Linked DNA regions of Homo sapiens: region 1 is linked to region 2. A link is a loop called in an ENCODE intact Hi-C map of the cell type or tissue named here. Cell type or tissue: Caco-2. All regions are shown on one strand. Each heading gives the region's core, and the rest is flanking DNA. Links, peaks and the distances in the headings are about the cores only. Region 1 has its middle 8.2 kb from the start of LINC01891. Region 2 has its middle 44 kb from the start of LINC01891.

Region 1 (9,199 bases), core at 353-8,352, 52 kb after region 2:
ATATTTTCCATTCACAGACCTTGATTGGAAGGATTATTGATTCATATACTAGGAAGTAATGCAAGGAGAGAAATTGCTGAGCATGTGGTCAAGTTTAAATATCGTTGCAGGTGGTCTTATAGCAGGCTCCCCAGTGCGGTCAGCCCCTTGATATTCATGCCTGTGTACAATCTCTCCTTGAGTGTGGACTTGCTTCTAACATATATAATGCAGCAGAAGTAATGGGAGGTCACTTCTAAGGTTAGGTTATAAAAAGGCTATGGCTTCCATCTTGGCTGCTTGCTCTCTTTCTTCTCCCTCTCCCCTCTCTCTCCTTCCCCCCGCCGGTCCCCAACACTCAAATCACTCATGCTGGGGAAAGTTAGCTGCCATGTTGTGATCAGCCCTGTGGTGAGGCCTACATGACATGAGCAGGAGCTGTGCCCTCAGTCCAACTGCTCACGAGGAACTGGATTTTGCCAAACCACATGAACGAGCTTGGAATCAGGTTCCTCAGCTCCACTTGAGCCTTGAGATGGCTGCAACCCTGGCCAACAGCTTGACCACAGTCTCATGTGAGGCTCTAAGCCAGAAACACCCAGATAAGCAGCTCCCAAGTTTCTGATCCACAGAAACTGACATAATAAATGACATGACAAATAAACTGACTTGTTTGTTGTTATAAGCTGCTAAGTTTTGGGGTAATCATTATGCAGCAATAACTAACTGATACAAATACTCGTAAACAATAACAATAGCAATGACTAACACTGGATCATATAACATGAGAGATACTGCAAGTGACTAGAGTCAGTGTGTTCTAAATTCCTTGTATTATTGATGAAGGTAGAGATATCAATTTATTTTAAAATTTGTTAAGTCAAGAGGTATATATAAGCTTTAAGAATAACCAGTGAAGGAATAAAAATATTACTTCCAAACCAGTGGAGAGGAGGAAAAAAGAGATAAGGAAAACCAGCAATTCAAGATAAGGCAAAAAAGGGAGAAAAATAGAAGCACAGAAAAAGTGTAGTGAAAAGGGCAAATAAGCTGTTAAAAATTAAAAGACATATCTCATATTCCATACATTCTAGAGCTTGTCAATTTCTCCTTTACACCACTCAGAGAAACTTCTAAAATACAATCTGCTCATAAATTGTATTCTTTTGAGGAAAGAGCATGCTGATAACAATCAGAACTGACCACGTAATGAAACTTGCTATGGCCAATTTGAAGCTTGGAGTAGAGGAGAATGAATTGTGGATAAAGTCAAGAATTGGCTGCAATACTCTCTAGCTTTGTGAACCTGGACAAGCATCTTAGTTTCTCATTTGTAAAACAGAGGGTAATTCTTGCCTTAACCTCTTTGCTGGATATTTGTGACACTCATAAAAGAACAAATATGGAAAAGTAGACTATAGTTTGGATATAATTTGTTTGGCCCCACCAAGTGTCATGCTGAAATCTGATCCCTGAAGGCACCTCACGGGAGGAAGGTGGGGCCTAACGGGTGGTGCTCGGGTCTTAAGGCGGGTCCCTCACAATGGCTTGGTGCCCTCTTGTAGGTAATGAGGGAGGCCCTGCTCTATCAGTTCTCACAAGAGTTCTCCCAAGAGCTGGTTGTTAAAAACAGCCTGGCACCTTCCCTTCCTCTCTCTTGCTTTCACTCTCCCTGTGTGACCTCTGCACACCAACTCCCCTTCGGCTTCTGCCGTGGTAGGAAGCAGCCTGAAGCCCTCAACAGAAGCCCTCAACAGAAGAAGATGCTGGTACCACATTTCCTGTAGAGCCTGCAGAACCATGAGCCAGATAAACCTCCATTCTTTATAATTACCCAGCCTCAGGTATTCCTCTATAGCAATACAAAAATAGACTAAAACAAGGCACATAGTAAAGTTCCATACAGGCCAGGTGTGGTGGCTCACTCCTGCAATCCCAGCAACTTGGGAGGCTGAGGCAGGAGGATTGCTTGAACCCAGGAGTTCAAGATCAGCCTAGGCAACATAGTCAGACCCCATTTTTACTAAAAATTTAAAAATTAGCTGGGCATGGTGGTGCACACCTCTGGTCCCAGCTACTTGGGAGGCTGTGGTGGGAGGATTGCTTGAGCCCAGGAGTTACAGGCTGCAGTGAGCAACAGTTGTGCCACTGCAGTCCACTCCAGCCTGGGCAGCAGAGTGCGACCCTGTCTAAAAAAAGAATTAAATAAAATAAATAAAAAAATAAAAAGGAGAAGAAGAAGAAAACAAGAAAAGTTTCATTAACATATTTATCTATAATACAATCTAGTGTTTATTGCTAGGAGCTGAAGAGTAATCTATATTTTTCAGTTTCAGTTTTACTGGCAGTGAAATACCATCCTGGCTATATCAGGCTACCTTAGACCCAGTTTTAAATCGTATGTCATTTTCATCTCTTTGTATCTCAGATTCCCAGGAATTTGCAGTACAAGACTGTGGTTTACTAATTCTTGGATCATTCATTCATCATTTAATAATCTATCTGCAGAGCATGCTAAATCCATGGGAAAGAGAGGAGGAGGTAAGTGTGAGAAGGGTTCAATTCCCTGCACGTGCACACCACTTCTACCAGACCCCTCCTGTCACTGAGGAGGGCCAGGGTGGGGACTGTGGGGATCTTCTCCCTCACACATCTTAGAGTTCCTCCTCCCAAGTCTACGTGTTCCAGGCTGTATAAAAGATCATCAAAGACGCTGGAAACTTGATTTGCTTGTTTATCCACAAGTGCCAGCCTCAGTACACCCTACATTTTCTTAGGCTCTCTTCTTCCCATTAATTGGCTAAATTCCCCTGAGAGTTTATAAGATGGACTTGTTTGGCAGCTTGTGTCCGCACACAGCCCGAAGCAGCCGGTACCTCCGCCTCAACATCCCAGGTCCCATCATAAATAAGTCAAACCTGCCTTCTGAATTGCGTTGGTGAGCATAGTTGGCCAGTGCCTGCCTGTGCGGTGGAGCCCTTTCTGCGACTGAACGGGCCTCCTAGAAGGAGCTGAAGCGGGCAGGGGAACCTCAAGGAATCCAGACGTTCAGTTAGGGTTGGTGTTCCCAAAGTTCACGTCCTATCATCTTGATTCAAAAATTTTTAATGGGCAAAATTGGCTGGAACTACCACCAAAACTCATATATAAGAAACGAATGGTCCAGAAACTCTTCAGTTATAAAATACGAAGAAAAAAATACTTAGAAATTTCGACTTCAAAAAAGTTCATTCTTATAAGGGGGCTAAGTTCCTCTGAAGATTATAAATGAGGTCATATATGCAAAATGCATCAAACAATGCCTGACTCATTGTTAACACACAAATATAAGCTTTTGGTATTATCAACTTGCTGCTTGCAAATTTTTCTGGACTCACCATATAAAACACATACCCGAGTTTTGTTTTTCTTTGTTTCTAATCAAATTTGCAACTTGTTTATAAACACCAAATTCCTATTCGATTTTTAAGGAAATTCTATATCTCTTAGACAATGTAAGACTTAAGCTTTTTGTTTATTTAAAATAAATAAATTTAAACCAGCTTATTATGGGGTATAAACTTAGTCTTGATTTTAAACTTGTAATAGCAGAAATAGGAGAAATACAGGACTCACAAATTCATATATGAGTGTATGTGTAGGAGTTAATAACCAAAGGTTGAGTTTCTTTACAGTAGGATTTCTCTAGAACTTAAAAATCTAATTTCCCTGTTGTAGAGTTAACCCTTAAAATCAACCTGATGGAGAGCAGAAACATAACCACCACGATGGATGAACCAGTAAGAAGTGGCTATAACTTCTAAAGGGCTGAGCACAGCCCAGGACTGCGTCTGGGAGAGCACCAGTTGAATTGTTCACCCCCGAAACAACACAGGAGGACATTCATTGGTCAGGCTCATGCAAGTTTCCAATCTGCTTGACTGGTATGGCTCTTCCTACAAACCAGCTCATCGGCATTATAGTCTTGATCAGTTCTTGTCCCTAAAACGACAGAGTTCCTGAGCCTTCAGGGAAGAGGGTCACATTCTTGACCCCAATTGCTTCCCCAGGTAGGGCCCAGCCTGGCTACCAGCCGGCTTCTCCAGGCAGCACATTGCACACTCTGGAGCAAGTCGGCCCCCAAACTCAACCAGTCATCTTCATGGATATGCCGTTGGCCGACAAACCCACGTCCCCACCTCATCTCCAAAGTTCTGATGATTGCAACATTCACACTTTCACTCAACCTTACCACTTTGGGCTGTGATCCTCTTAGGGCCACAGTAGGTGAAATCTTAGCCAGATGGGTGTGGCCTCACAGCAAGACTTGGCTACAGCCCCTGTGGCTGCATCCGTCCTTATGAGTGAACTCTTTCCACAGATCATAGGAGCATGTTTCTCCCACTTCAGTCAGCAGCTTTCCCCTGGACAGCCTTCCAGGCTTCCACTACTGCCCCCCTACCCCACTGCCCAGGGTTCAATAGTTGCCATTTCCAACTGGTCCTTCTGGTGTGCCCTGGAGAGCATTCCCTGGGCCTACGCAATCTTCCAACTTAAGAATGCTCTGCAGACATCACTCTGGTTGCTCAAGGTGGGGCAGTAAACTTTTATTTACAGGTCATCTGATAACCCTGAACTCTAGCCCAATGACCTGGAGAAGATGAAAGGCAGCTGCATTGCTCAAGGTGAAAAAGAGACACAGGCTAGCAGAAAGACACACAGTGAATAACACCATCAAAGGAACGGATGCATGGGAAGAGGAGAGATGGTGATGCCAGCCAGATGTGGCCGTGGGCTGGTGTTTCCTCTGGCCAGCAGTTCCAATGACACCTCCTCCTGAGGGCTTTACAGGGTGCCCAAATCGAACAATGCCATACTCTGAGCTCCTTTCATACCTCTGTCCATTTTCAGAGGCTGCACACATTACAAGGTTTTGGAATTGATTTGTTTTTCTGCCCACAGCAGCCTCCAGGCTCTCAGGGCATTGGAGCCTGTTCCTGGTACATCCTTCTACTCCAAATACCAAGTACAGTGCTTGGAACATGGTGGCAGATCTTTAAAATTGTGTTTCTTTTCTTTTTTCTTTTTTTTTTTTTTTTTGAGACTGAATCTCGCTCTGTTGCCTGGGCTGGAGTGCAGTGGCATGATCTCGGCTCACTGCAACCTCTGCCTCCTGGGTTCAAGTGATTCTCCTGCCTCAGCCTCCCGAGTAGCTGGGACTACCGGTGTGTACCACCAAGCCCAGCTAATTTTTGTATTTTTAGTAGTGACGGGGTTTCAGGCCTGATAGGGACCCTCAGAATTGTCCTGCTGCAGGGCACAGATTCCCTGTATTCCTCAACTTCCCCACCGCTCGAGGAGTTTCTCGAACTCCTGACCTCGTGGTCCGCCCGCTTTGGTCTCCCAAACTGCTGGGATTACAGGCCTGAGCCACCGCGCCTGGCCTAAAATTGTATTTCATTGAGTGAAATCTGTTCCTAAGGAATTGCTTTCCAATGAGATAGTCCGGGCAGTCCTTTCTTCAGACTCTCCCTGACCCCATCACATACGAGGCTTCCCTCTGACAATGTCTGACTTCCCCTTGCTCCTGGAAGGAGCTGAGGGAGGGACATCAATTCATTATGACACTGGCTTTTCTCAGCCTCTTGGAACCACGGGCCTACTTATGCCACCTCGGTGTTTCCCTGAGAAGATATGCTTGGGCTCAACCTGTCTGCACTCATTTCTAACTCCCTTAGGCTTCCTTGTGTTGGGTAAGGCATTCTCCATTTCGGTTGAATTTTTTAAGTTTACTACTCAAAAGTATCACTTATCAGGTCCCCAAATGGTCTAGGCAAATACGTGTTCACATTAGCCACTGTCTTCTAGGAAAAATTCTCCTAAAGTATTATTAAAAATCTGCTCCTTGATGAGTAATCACTTGCTTTCTCTTTCCCCTTCTCGTCATTGTTTACTGTGCTCCGAATGTTTGCCAAAGGCGCAGGTGGGAGCCGTTCTGCGGCACGGGAGGCTTATTATTCACGTGCATTTCCACCGTGCAGTTGAGAACTGATGATATCACAGCAGTGATATCTCTGTGGTTTCTATGAGCAGAACGGATGGAAGCGATACACCAGGCTCATCAAACCAGACCCAGGCAAATGCAGCCCTCAGGTCATCACGCGCAGCTCTCTTCTGCTGGTGTCTGCAAAGCATTCTAAGAGCCTGGCTTGAAAATGCTTAAAAGCGCAAGGTGTACGTTTTCAGAACAAAATTAATCCACCCAGTCTGCACAAACAGCTCCAAGATCTTCTGCGGTATAATTGACATATAAGTCACAATCATAAAAGTGAATCAGCCACGTCCCTGAAACACAGTCGGAGATGAGGTGCTAACTTCTTGAAGTGGCTGCATGAGTTTTCTTTGGCTGCTGTAACAAACCATCACATCAGTGGCTTAAACAACCCGAATCTATTAAAAGTCCAACGCAGGTGTCGCTGAGCTAGAATTGAGGTGTCAGCAGGCCTGTGTTCTTTCTGAAGAATGCAGGGGAGAAGCTGTTTCCTTATCTTTTCCAGCTTCTAGGAACCACCCATCTATTTTGACTCGGGGCCCCTCTTCCACCTTCAAAGCCAGCGATGGTGCCTTCCCCTGCCTTCCTTCCAGAGCCCTCTCTCCCTCTCCAGTTCTGCTGCCCTCTAATCCTTGTAGGATCCTTAAACATTGGGCCCATTTGGACAATTCAGAATAATCTCTCTGTTTTAAAGTCAATTAGTAGCTTTAATTTTATCCACAGCATCAATTTCCCTTTCCATGTAATGTAACACACACAGAGATTTTAGGGCCTGTGACAGGAACCCCTCTAGGGGGCTATTTTTCTGCAGACCAGTGGTGACCTACTTATCCAGGGATGTATCTCACTCACTGCCCAGCAGTGCTGGAGCCAGGTTGCAGGTGCCAGTTTGCCTGGAAGGTGAAGAAGGTGTTTGCATCTGGACCTGGCCTCGGCACTTGCTGGTGTGTGCCCTTGGGAAAGTCACTGTGTTAGTTTGGATTCCCAGGGTTTGGGGCACAAGGCATTTATTTTGGAAGTAATTCCAGGAAGCACTGTGAGGGTGTGGGGACATTCGTCAGGGCAGGAAGCTAAAAAGGAATAAGCTATGAGTAGGTGGCCACTGTGGGCAGTGGGGCTCAGGCCTTCTAGGGACCCTTAGAATTGTCCTGCTGCAGGGCACAAATGCCCTGTATTCCTCAACCCCCCGCCCCCCAGTCCCGCTCAATGACTGAGAGCTGCTCCTGGAACCCTGTCCTGCCCTGGTGTGGGTTGAGTCTGCTCCCAGGGCCGGAGGACATCCTGAGGCAAAAAGTGACACAGGAAACTGTCCCCAGTCAGCAGGCGGCTCTGGGCAAGCCAAGTAGATGTGGATGGGGCACGGCTAGCAACTGCCACATTCTCTGAGCCTCGGTTTCCTCAGCTGTAAACATAGGAGGATAATGATACTATGTACCTACACTGAGGTCATTGTGAGGATCAACTGGGACAATACAAGCTCATTAATTAGCACAGTACCTGGCACACACTCGGCACCCAAGGCATGCCATGGTTATTATTCTATCGACTCCCTGGCTGTGTGGCCCACGATGAGTGACCTCGTCCTCTCCTGCTCTGTTTCCTCACTTGTGACCTGACAAAACTCATTCATTCATGCCTCCCATCCCTGGGGAGTCAGGCACAGTGTGAGAAGCTAGGACACTGAGTGACACAGCAGACACCATCCTCGCTCACGTGGCCCTTCCAAGCCTGCTCTGAGAGACAGATGGCAGCCAAACAATCCTACAAGTAACAATAAGAGGAAGCTGGGAAGGCGCTGAGAGAGAGGGGTACACGATGTCGGGGGACATGCCAGGGTGGGAATGGTGGGGAGGGTTGGGGGGCTTCTGTTAGCAAGTTGAGGCTGCTTGAGAGCCTGAGAGAGGGATCCCTGAGGACAAAAGAGGAAGGAGAGCTCTTTGGGCAGCAGCAACACGTGCAGAGGACCTGGGGCTGGAAGGAGCCAGGTGAATTCAATAAACTGCACCAAGGAAGGGGTGGTGTGGCTTGAGCAAGAAGGGCAGGGAGGGGCGGGCACAGGGTGGGTCGAGGAGCAGTCAAGGGCCTGGCATCTCAGGTCAAGTTCAGTCTTATCCAAGGAACCATGAGAAGTCACTGAAGTTGGACTTACGTTCTGGAAGGTTCCTTCCAGCTCCAAACTGTAGTGGGTAACATAACATCTAAACACCTGCCTATAATGCAAGACAGAAGGAAGGGATGCTTTGCTTCATTTTGTAATTAACCTTAGATTATTTTGCCAGCTATTCTAATCATTTCTTGCCTAGCTCAAAGCCCTGGAATGATCTGAAATCAATCAGCCAATCAATCTTTTCTTTTTAAAAGATACAAGAAAGCAGACAGCAGAGTCTCCATTCAACGTTTAGCTCACCCTTTGGTGGGCAGCAACTCACGTGTGGACATTCATAACTTCACCATGGGTTGGAGAGGCTCCGCTGATGGGGGAGGGTGGCCCCACGGGCACGGACTGTCTTCGTGCCATCTTATTTCTGACCCTGTGCTACAGCCGGGGCGCCTGTGTGTTGTGTTTGGTCAGGCAGGTCCATTGTCTTTGTCCCAGTTCAATTCAACTTCAATCAAGTCCATAACCTTTAACTGAGCAGCCTACTATTGTAGGGTCACAGTGCCTTTCCACAGGGCCTGGGAACTCAGACCAAACCACAGCTTTCCCTTACATCCTGGTGGATTCTCAAGAATGTTCTGGCCGGATGGTAAGGAGAGCTGTTTACTCATTATAATGCCCCATCACCATCAGGTGAACAATCTGGAAAGACCCCTGCAGGCCAGAAGGAAGGGGAGCTCCTCAGGGATCAATGTGTGCAGCCAACATGGCAGTCCACAGCTCCAAGCTGGACCTCTGAGTCCTCCGGTGTGCTTTGTGGACATACCGAGAAGGCACTGGTGCTACGGATGAAATGGACAACATAGTGTTAGGGGCTGCCTGTTTGTGCCCCAACACCACATTCACATGTTAGAGCTCTCATGAATCTCCAGTGTCATGCTAGATAGAGATGGGGACTTTGGGAGGTGATTGGGTTTAGATGAGGTCATGAGAGTGGGGTCCCTATGATGATATTAATATCCTTATAAGAAGAGGAAGAGGGACCAGAACTGTCCTGCTCTCTCTTCTGTGTGAGGACACAGCCAGAAGCC
Region 2 (9,199 bases), core at 450-8,449:
CATGAAGTCCTCCAATGTTGTTCTTCAAGTTTGTTTTGTTATTCTTGGCACGTCCATTTTCGCAGTAATTTTAGAATCATTTTGTGAATTTCCCAAAAACTTAAGTGAAAGAACACACACAAAAAGATCATTCTGTGTATCTTCATTTATATAAATGGCCCCTCAAATAGGAAGAACTAGACTAATAATGTTTAGAGATACAAGTTCACAGAAATAACCACAAAGAAAGGTGAGGATGCTGTTGCCTTGAACGTGGGATCTAGAAGGGAGGGGAAGCAGTGACTGATGCTGGCTGCTGGCTGTGACTTTTCTCCTGACATGAAGAGAGGTTGCAAGTATTCGCTCTGCGATAGTTCACTAAGCTGTACATTTGGTTTCATGGGGTTTTTTTTTTCCTCTAAATGTGCTTTATTTGACAATAATGTTTTTAATCTGTGGATATAAAATTTAAAAGTTTTGTCCTAAAAGAGACATCATAAAGTGATAAGATGACATGTAAGACAGGGAAGATATTTGTAAAACATAAAACTGATAAATGATTATTGTGCAGAATAAATAATGAATGCCTATAAATCGATTAGCAATATACAGTCAGGGTCAAGGATGAACCACATATATGATGATAATCCCATAGGATTATAATGGAGCTGGAAAATTCCTATCACCTAGCAGTGACGCCATAGCCATCTTCACGTGGCATAAGACATCGTGGTGGTGCTGGTGTAAGCAACCTACCATGCTGCCTGTTGTATAAAAGAGTAGCACATACAATTACGTACAGTACATGGTACTGGCTTATATATTTATAACACCCTGCTTTTAATCATTATTTCAGAATGCACTCCTTCTACACACACACACACACACACATATGTGTATATATACATATATATATATATATACATATATATATATATACATATATATATATATATATATATATATATATATATATATATATATATTTAAAGTTAATTGTAAAACAGCCTCAGGCAGCTCCCTCAGGAGGTATTCCAGAAGAAGGCACTGTCATCATAGGAGATGACAGCTCTATGCATGTAATTGCCCCTGAAAACCTTCCAGTGGGACAGTTATGTGGAGGTGGAAGACAGTGATATAGATGATTCTGACCCTGTGTAGGCCTAGGCTAATGTGTGTGTTTATGTCTTAGTTTTTAATAAAAAAGTTTAAAAAGTTAAAAAAATTGAAAATTTTAAAATAGAAAAAAGCATATAGAATGAGAATATAAAGACAAAAATATTTGGTACAGCTGTACAATGTGTTTGTGTTCTAAGTTAAGTATTATTACAAGAGTCAACTTTTTAAAAATTAAAATGTTTATAAAGTAAAAAAGTTAAAGTAAGATAAATTTATTATTGAAAAAAGGTGTTTTTGTTTGTTTGTTTTTGTTTTTTCGAGACAGAGTCTCATTCTGTTGCCCAGGCTGGAGTGCAGTGGTGCAATCTCTGCTCACTACAACCTCTGCCTCTCGGGTTCAAGCAATTCTCATGCCTCAGCCACCCGAGTAGCTGGGATTACAGGCATGCGCCACCACACTCAGCTAATTTTTTTTTTTAATTTTTTCTATTTTTAGTAGAGATGGGGATTCACCATGTTGGCTAGGCTGGTCTCGAACTCCTGGCCTCAAGTGATCTGCCCGCCTCGGTCTTCCAAAGTGCTGGGATTACAGGTGTGAGCCACTGCACCCAGCCAGGAAAATGTTTTTATAAATGTAGTATAGTCTCAGTCTCAGTGTCCAATGTTTATAAACTCTTCACAGTACAGTACTGTCCTAGGCCTTCACACTCACCCACCAGTCACTCATTCACCCACTCAGAGCAACTTCCAGTCGCTCAGGCTCCATTCATGGTAAGTACCGTATCTTTTTTTTTTTTTTTTTTTTTTTTGAGACAGAGTCTTGCTCTGTCAACAGGCTGGAGTACAGTGGCATGATCTCAGCTTACTGCAAGCTCCACCTCCCAGGTTCAAGCTATTCTCCTGCCTCAGCCTCCTGAGTAGCTGGGACTACAGGGGCTCGCCACCATGCCCAGCTAATTTTTGTATTTTTATGGGGTTTCACCATGTTGGTCGGGACGGTCTCGATCTCTTGACTTCGTGATCTGCCCACCTCAGCCTCCCAAAGTGCTGGGATTACTGGTGTGAGCCACCGCACCCAGCCACCATTTTTATCTTTTATACCCTATTTCTACTGTACCTTTTCTACATACTAACCATTGCATTATAATTGCTTACAGTATTCAGTACACTAGTACAGTCACATTCTGTGCAGGTTTGAAGCCTAGGAATAATAGGCTATCCCATATAGCCTAGGTGTGGAGTATGCTAGGCCATCTAGGTTTGTGTGAGCACATGCTATGATGTTCACACAATGACAAAGTCGCCTAACAACGCATTTCTCAGAATGCATCTTGGACATTAAGCAACACATGACTGTGTATACACATACATACATACACACATGTATGTACATGGATGTACATACTGACATGAATATATACATTTGTGTACATGCATATATGCACATACCTATATATACATTCATATATATAAATTAGACAAAATCCTGGGCAGTCATCACAGAACAGGAAAGATACCTACCAAATAAATATATGAAACCATGTACAGTATTATTAAAAGTCCAAGAAATACAAATTATAATTGAGGGGAGATGCCATTTTACTCTTCCTAGACTGGCCAAATTCAAAGTTCTGGTGACAAAGGAAAACAGAGCAGCCTGGAGAAGTGGCTGATCCAGGCAGGTGAATGAGCCTGGGTATCTTGTACCAAAGGGCAAGGCGGTTAGTAAAGACCACAGTACTGGGCACAGTAGCTCATGCCTGTAATCCCCGCACTTTGGGAGGCCAAGACAGGCAGATCACTTGAGGTTAGGAGTTCGAGACCAGCCTGGCCAACATAGTGAAACCCCGTCTCTACCGAAAATACAAAAATTAGCCAGGCGTGGTCGTGGGCGCCTGTAATCTCAGCTACTTGGGAGGCTGAGGTAGGAGAATCTCTTCAACCTGGGAGGCAGAGGTTGCAGTGAGCCAAGATTGCACCACTACACTCCAGCCTGGGTGACAAAGCAAGACTCCATCTCAAAATAAAATAAAATAACACAAAATAAAAAGTAAGATAAAATAAAAACCACAGTAGAGCCTTAAGGACTCAGCCATCAACTTGTAGGGGCTCCTACCTGCCTGCAATGCAACCATCTGTGCTTTAATAAAAACAATACCACGATAGATTAAAAACTCAGCAAACATTTCAATCCATGACTTCCTCGTGATGCCCAAAAAACATAATTGATCCCCATCAAAAACCTAATTGATCCACATTAGAGGAGGATGTAGTGAATATTACGTAATAATTTTTAAGTAAATAAATATATGTGAAATTAATTGGATGGATTAAACTTAGACGGCAGGGAGTAGAAAGAGGCACAAACAACATGGCCGGGGTACCCGAGAGTCACCGGGTCTGCTAACGGAGCTGGCTTTTGAGCTGGGCACTAAAGGATGGGGTCAAATTCCTCATGAGGGCTTGGGGCAGAGTCCATGGGTCCAGGGCAGAGCATTCAAATGTCAGAGGCAGGAGAACTTGTAATGGCCCCAGCACAGAGTCCGGTTCTCTAGAATTCAGTGGACCTGCAGGGAATTTTAGGGCAAACAGCGGAACCCACAGCATGAAGAGCCCGGGATGGTGGTGTGAGGTGGCGGGGCTCAGTGCAGTCCCCAGAGATCCCTCAGCCCTAGGCCTGGAGAAGTGATCCGCAGGGCTGCAGCGAGAGCTTCTCCCTGCCTCAGCCTTTGATTTGTTCCCACAGGAGACACTCAGCACGAACAGATCTTCCAAGATTTCAGTCACTTTTAGATTTCAGTTGCTTTAAGATTTCAGTCACTTTTAGATTTCAGTTGCTTTAAGATTTCAAGATGGCGGAGTTCAGACTCCTCTGGCGTATTTCCTGGTAGAGTGGGAAGTCCGTCCTGCCAGGGCTGGGCTCCTGCTCAGCCACCCACTCTGCATCCTTGGGCAGGTAATTCCCCTTCTAAGCATCTCTTTCCACTGTTGTGAAAACCTGAGCAAGTGAGTGAGAAGCACAGGAAAGGTGCTCAGTATGTGAGTCCCCTCCACCACCCTCAGAGTCCACCAGCCCTGCAGGGCTCTCCAGCTGCTCAGCCTAACAATCCTGGTCTCCTGGACCCTGGCCCTTGCTCTCTTTTAAGTTCTCTGATATCCATCATGTTTATCTTCTGCTTTCAAAGCTCCAGTTCCAGGGATGTCTTTTTCTGACCCATGGGTTGAGGCTAAGAGGTGAACACATTCCTCATTCGCTTCTCTGCATAGCTCACATTCTTTCTCTGAAGCCCCTGTCCTAGAAAGGATATAATCACTATTGTCAGAGACTTAGCCTGGCGAGAGCGCCCAGGAAAACTCGATCTTAAAAATTGACTCTGTCGCTTTCATCACTCTGGCTGATGGATAAACGTAAGGGTTTAACTCACACATTCTCAGATGTGTTCTAAATATTAGTAACCTTCTACTTTCCAATGAAGACTGATGATAAGCTTTCTCATAGCTGGCTCAACTCTTATATTTGTGTGTAGCTCACACTGACTCCAAGAAGAATTAAGAATCTAATGTAAGCAATGTGAGAAATCCACTCATCCCAAATCATGGTTAAAACTATTGTCTCAAAACAGTAAAATGCATTTCAAAAAAAGATTACATGTCAACTATAATAAACAGGTAGGGTTTCAATCACACAGCAGAATAGAAACAAAGAAGAGGTCACTCTTTCCCCTCTTATTTAAATGACTTTCCAGCTAGTCTAAAAGCAAACAAGTGCTCCGGGTGCTGTGGCTCACGCCTGTAATCCCAGCACTTCGGGAGGCCGAAGTGGGCGGATCACAAGGTCAGGAGTTCAAGACCAGCCTGACCAACATGGTGAAACCCCGTCTCTACTAAAAATACAAAAATTAGCCGGGCGTCATGGCGGGCACCTGTAGTCCCAGCTACTCGGGAGGCTGAGGCAAGAGAATTGCCTGAACTCAGGAGGTGGAGGTTGCAGTGGGCCGAGATCGTACCACTGCACTCCAGCCTGGGCATCAGTGCAAGACTCTATCTCAAAAAATCAAACAAAAACCATACAACAAGTGTCTAATGTGTGTAGAAGCTCTAACTAGGATAACTCGTTTAGTAAGTCATTTTTTTCTAAGACTTCATGTTGTATTTCAAACAGATTTCACTGCCCACTGCTCACCCCTAAGTTGGGCTTCTAAATTGAAATTCTGGACCACAATGCAAATAATTATGTTGCAATATATTGGGGCAGCAAAGTAACTGACTTAAATATCCCATCTACTTTTCAGGGAAACCTGGGCTCCTTGGAGTCCCCAAGAAGCCATCATTTGTTGAGCTTCATTTTCATGGTGGGAAAGGGTTTTTCTCTTGCAGCACAGTTATTAGAAAACGCAAGCTGTGTTGACGCAAATTTTCATAAGCTGTAACAGAAGCGTCCCTTTCTTAAATAAGTCATCAGGACATAAAACTGAACTACTTTGCATGTGGCTTAGCAAAGCCATTGACGAGCTGTGTGGTCTCAGCCTTCTGTTTTCCCTCAGAGCCTTAAATGAACTACTCTCTATGGCCCTTACAGACCTCAGATGCTGAGATTCTCTGAGGTTCCTCCACTGGGACTGATGATTGGAAGCTTTCAAATAGGACAGATTTCTGGACCTGACATAACCCACTGAATTTGTGTCTCTGGGGGAGGGTCCAGGAGCTGCATCTGTAGGAAGTCCCCAGATGCTGCTATTAGGGAGTTCTGGAGGCAGAGGTGTGGGCCATCAGCCATTCCGCAGTGGACCCCTTGGATGATAAATCCTGAACTGATTTTGATTCTGCATGGAGAGATGGACATAAATAAAGCCAAGAAGAAATCTCTGTTAAGCTGAGAAAGTATGCAGTTGTTTCTCAAGACAGACTGAATGGGCCGTGTCTGTAGGAGGAGAAAACTGTAGTCTTCTCAAATTCATTTTCTTTGTGATGTCCCCTAAACAAATCTGGTGGGAGATTTTCCTGTTGTCATCACTTTTTTGGGGGTTGGATAGCTTCGATGTCTCATATTTTCACATTAAGAAGGAAAGGCAGAGAGAACATAGTACCATATAAAAATGATAATAACTTTAAAAGCTTCTGTTCTCTAAGGTGGGGCACATTCCAGGAAATGGTAGGAAGGGAACCAGTTCATGACCATCTGATGGGAGAGGATCTTGTCCCGGAGGGGAGGCGTACCTCAAAATCCTAGACATTAGCCAGAGCAGTCGCTGGGTGTGAACTCCGTCTAAATTGCTAGCTTCCTGTCGTGTACTTAGATCCAGTGCCAAGTTTGAGGATGACTCCTACACCATCTCTCTGGCATCATGCACGGATATGCACAGTGTGGAGAGAGAAACATGCGATGGGGCCACAGAGTGTAATACTGACCCATAGAGTACTATCCCAGCTTATCCTCAGGCTGCCGGAGACACACCCAAATCTGCAGGGCCAAAAGTCCATGTGTCAGAGTAGACAGAGAAGGATGTAACCTAACCCTTTGGCAGAGTCTTCTGGCTCAGAGAGACAATGCCAGTAAAGGAGGCAGATGGAAAGTGGTCAGCATCATCTATGGATTAATTAGTGCCATCCACTAGAGCCCAGTCAAATGGAAGGTTGCCCAGGTATCCCAATGGTATTGTGCAGCTAATGTGATACATGATTTAGACGGCACGCCAAGCATGCTAACATAGACATAAATGGCCAGCGTGTTTTATCCCTGTCCAGTTATCCCTGGAATTATGTAATTTAAGATCAGGATAAAAGAAAAAAGAAACACAATCAAAGAATCACCAAGCTCTAGCTTTACAAGAATGACACATTTGAAATCAAAATACAATTTGATTTTGCAATGGATTGAAAATTGTTCATCCTACCAAGTAGTCCTTTGTTGAAATAGTCTCAGGTGTGCAAGGTCTCAAGTAACAAACCTATGGATAACTTCCTGAATGAACTATTAAAGATGACACAAAGATAAAAATGAGAGATTGGTAGAGCTGTTGTTAAAAGACTGACAGTGTGCGTTGAGATTAAGTAAACAAGTGTAATCACTGTACTTTGATTACAAAATGTACTAAACTAGAAACAGTCTTTGTCGTAGCTTATCTGTATTATTAAAAAAAAGAACAAAACTTGAAACAAGCAAACGACAAATAAAAACAATTTTTTTTTTTTTAGGCGGAGTCTCGCTCTGTCGCTCAGGCTGGAGTGCAATTGCGCGATCTCAGCTCACTGCAACCTCTGCCTCCTGGGTTCAGGCAATTCTCTTACCTCAGCCTTCTAAGTAGCTGGGACTACAGGCATATGCCACCACACCCGGCTAATTTTGTATTTTTAGTAGAGACAGGGTTTCACTGTGTTAGCCAGGATGGTCTTGAACTCCTGACCTCGTGATCCGCCTGCCTCAGCCTCCCAAAGTGCTGGGATTACAGGCGTGGGACACTGCACCCAGCCATAAAAACAATTTTTAAAAACAGGCTATAGGCCGGGCTCAGTGGCTCACGTCTACAATCCCAGCAATTTGGGAGGCCGAGTGGAGCAGATCATCTGAGGTCAGGAGTTTGAAACCAGCCTGGCCAACATGGTGAAACCCCATCTCTACTAAAATTACAAAAATTAGCCTGGCATGGTAGCTCGTGCCTGTAGTCCCAGCTACTTGGGAGGCTGAGGCATGAGAATTGCTTGAACCTAGGAGGCAGAGGTTGCAGTGAGCTGAGATCGTGCCACCGCACTCCAGCCTGGGTGACAGAGTGAGACTCTATCTCAAAAAAAAAAAAGCAGGCTATAATCCCAATAACAATAATGGGGTGAAGTTGTCACCTAATTTCTTATATTCTGTAAAACAGTTCAATTTATTATTTTACAGCATAAATAGAAATGTATGGGCTTAAGAATGGCTTTGAAAGGTTTTGTTCCCTCTGATAGAATTTAAAGGAATGTATGACTTTCCATTGTACTATAGAGTGTAATGGCTAAGAAAATCCAGCATGTATGGTGACCGTGGCAAAAGGCCTCTTAAAATGTAGAGGAACAGACAAAATGGTGGTGCATGTGAAACACCCAGTAACATGAGCTCTGACATTATAAATGAGGAGTGTTATAATTAAGATGTTTTCTAAGCCAGCATAGATTTATGCTTACGCTTCTGATAAGAGCTCCGCCTGGCATTTGGAGCTACAGCTAGCATGCCGTGCTGAAGCTGACCGCACCCTCACCCATCTTATCTATGCTAATGCCCACAGGAAGTGAAAGATACCATGCTTCTGTAATCTCACCCATGGATACATCTTTTGATGAGGAAGAAGGCAAGGGCTGATGCATGCAATACAAGTTATGAACATTTCTGTAAGCAGGGAAATAGCATCCACAGATACCACGTCATTTCTTTATTTCACCATTACTTTTGAGCAATGACATTGGGTTTTCGAGAGAAAGACCCTTGCTCCATTTGAACCAGCATTGTTTGCCATAAGACAACCAATAAACAAGCAACCAACCTAACAATAAAAACATCCATTGGTGACAGGAGCTATAAAGAGAACTGCAATGAGGTGATGTAATAGAGTGCTATCCTAGCTGGGTGGTGAAGGTGACACTCTAAGAGATGGCAACTGGCAGAATTCCAAAGAACAAGTGCCAGCCAGGTAGAAATGCAAGGAAGAGCATTCCAGGCAGAGGGAAGAGCTGACACAAAGGTAACAGGCAAGGAAATATCCTGCCATCAAAGAAGAACCATGGAAAGTGTGGAGGGCCAGAGACAACACAGAGCATGGCTGGAGAGGAGAACAGAATGTGTTCAGTGATGGAAGCTGAAGTCAGGCTTACCTTGGTGAGCCAGGATGGGACTTTAGATTGTGTTTGTGTTTTGTAGGTCCATCAGTAAGGTTTATGCAGAGACTGCCATGATCTCATTCCAATGTTGTAAAAAATCATGAAAACGTGGAGACCACACTTTAGTGGGCTCTGGGAGACAGTAGCAGAATCCAGAAGGCCGGGTAGGAAGCCACTTCAGTAGTTGAGGTGTGAAAGATTGTGCCTTACACCAGGATGGTAGGGGTGGAGATAGAAGTAGATGAATTGGGAG

Evidence for each region. A loop is a pair of places that touch in the nucleus more often than their neighbours do. Peaks named below come from ENCODE experiments on the same cell type or tissue, not always from the same donor. Only the 100,000 strongest peaks of a DNase experiment are listed, where the experiment ranks them.
Region 1: a loop joins it to region 2, with 9 times the contacts of the local background. A loop is called at or near these places in 11 of 110 quality-filtered maps.

The regions. Positions count from the first base shown.
Region 1 is chr2:234,458,171-234,467,369 of GRCh38, forward strand. No RefSeq gene overlaps it. Among named protein-coding and RNA genes, the nearest start is that of LINC01891, 8.2 kb to the left of the region's middle. In Caco-2, for the core only: no CTCF peak of the experiment used is centred there; DNase peaks (open chromatin) are centred at 1,498, 4,001, 4,571 and 5,961.
Region 2 is chr2:234,406,421-234,415,619 of GRCh38, forward strand. No RefSeq gene overlaps it. Among named protein-coding and RNA genes, the nearest start is that of LINC01891, 44 kb to the right of the region's middle. In Caco-2, for the core only: no CTCF peak of the experiment used is centred there; a DNase peak (open chromatin) is centred at 4,231.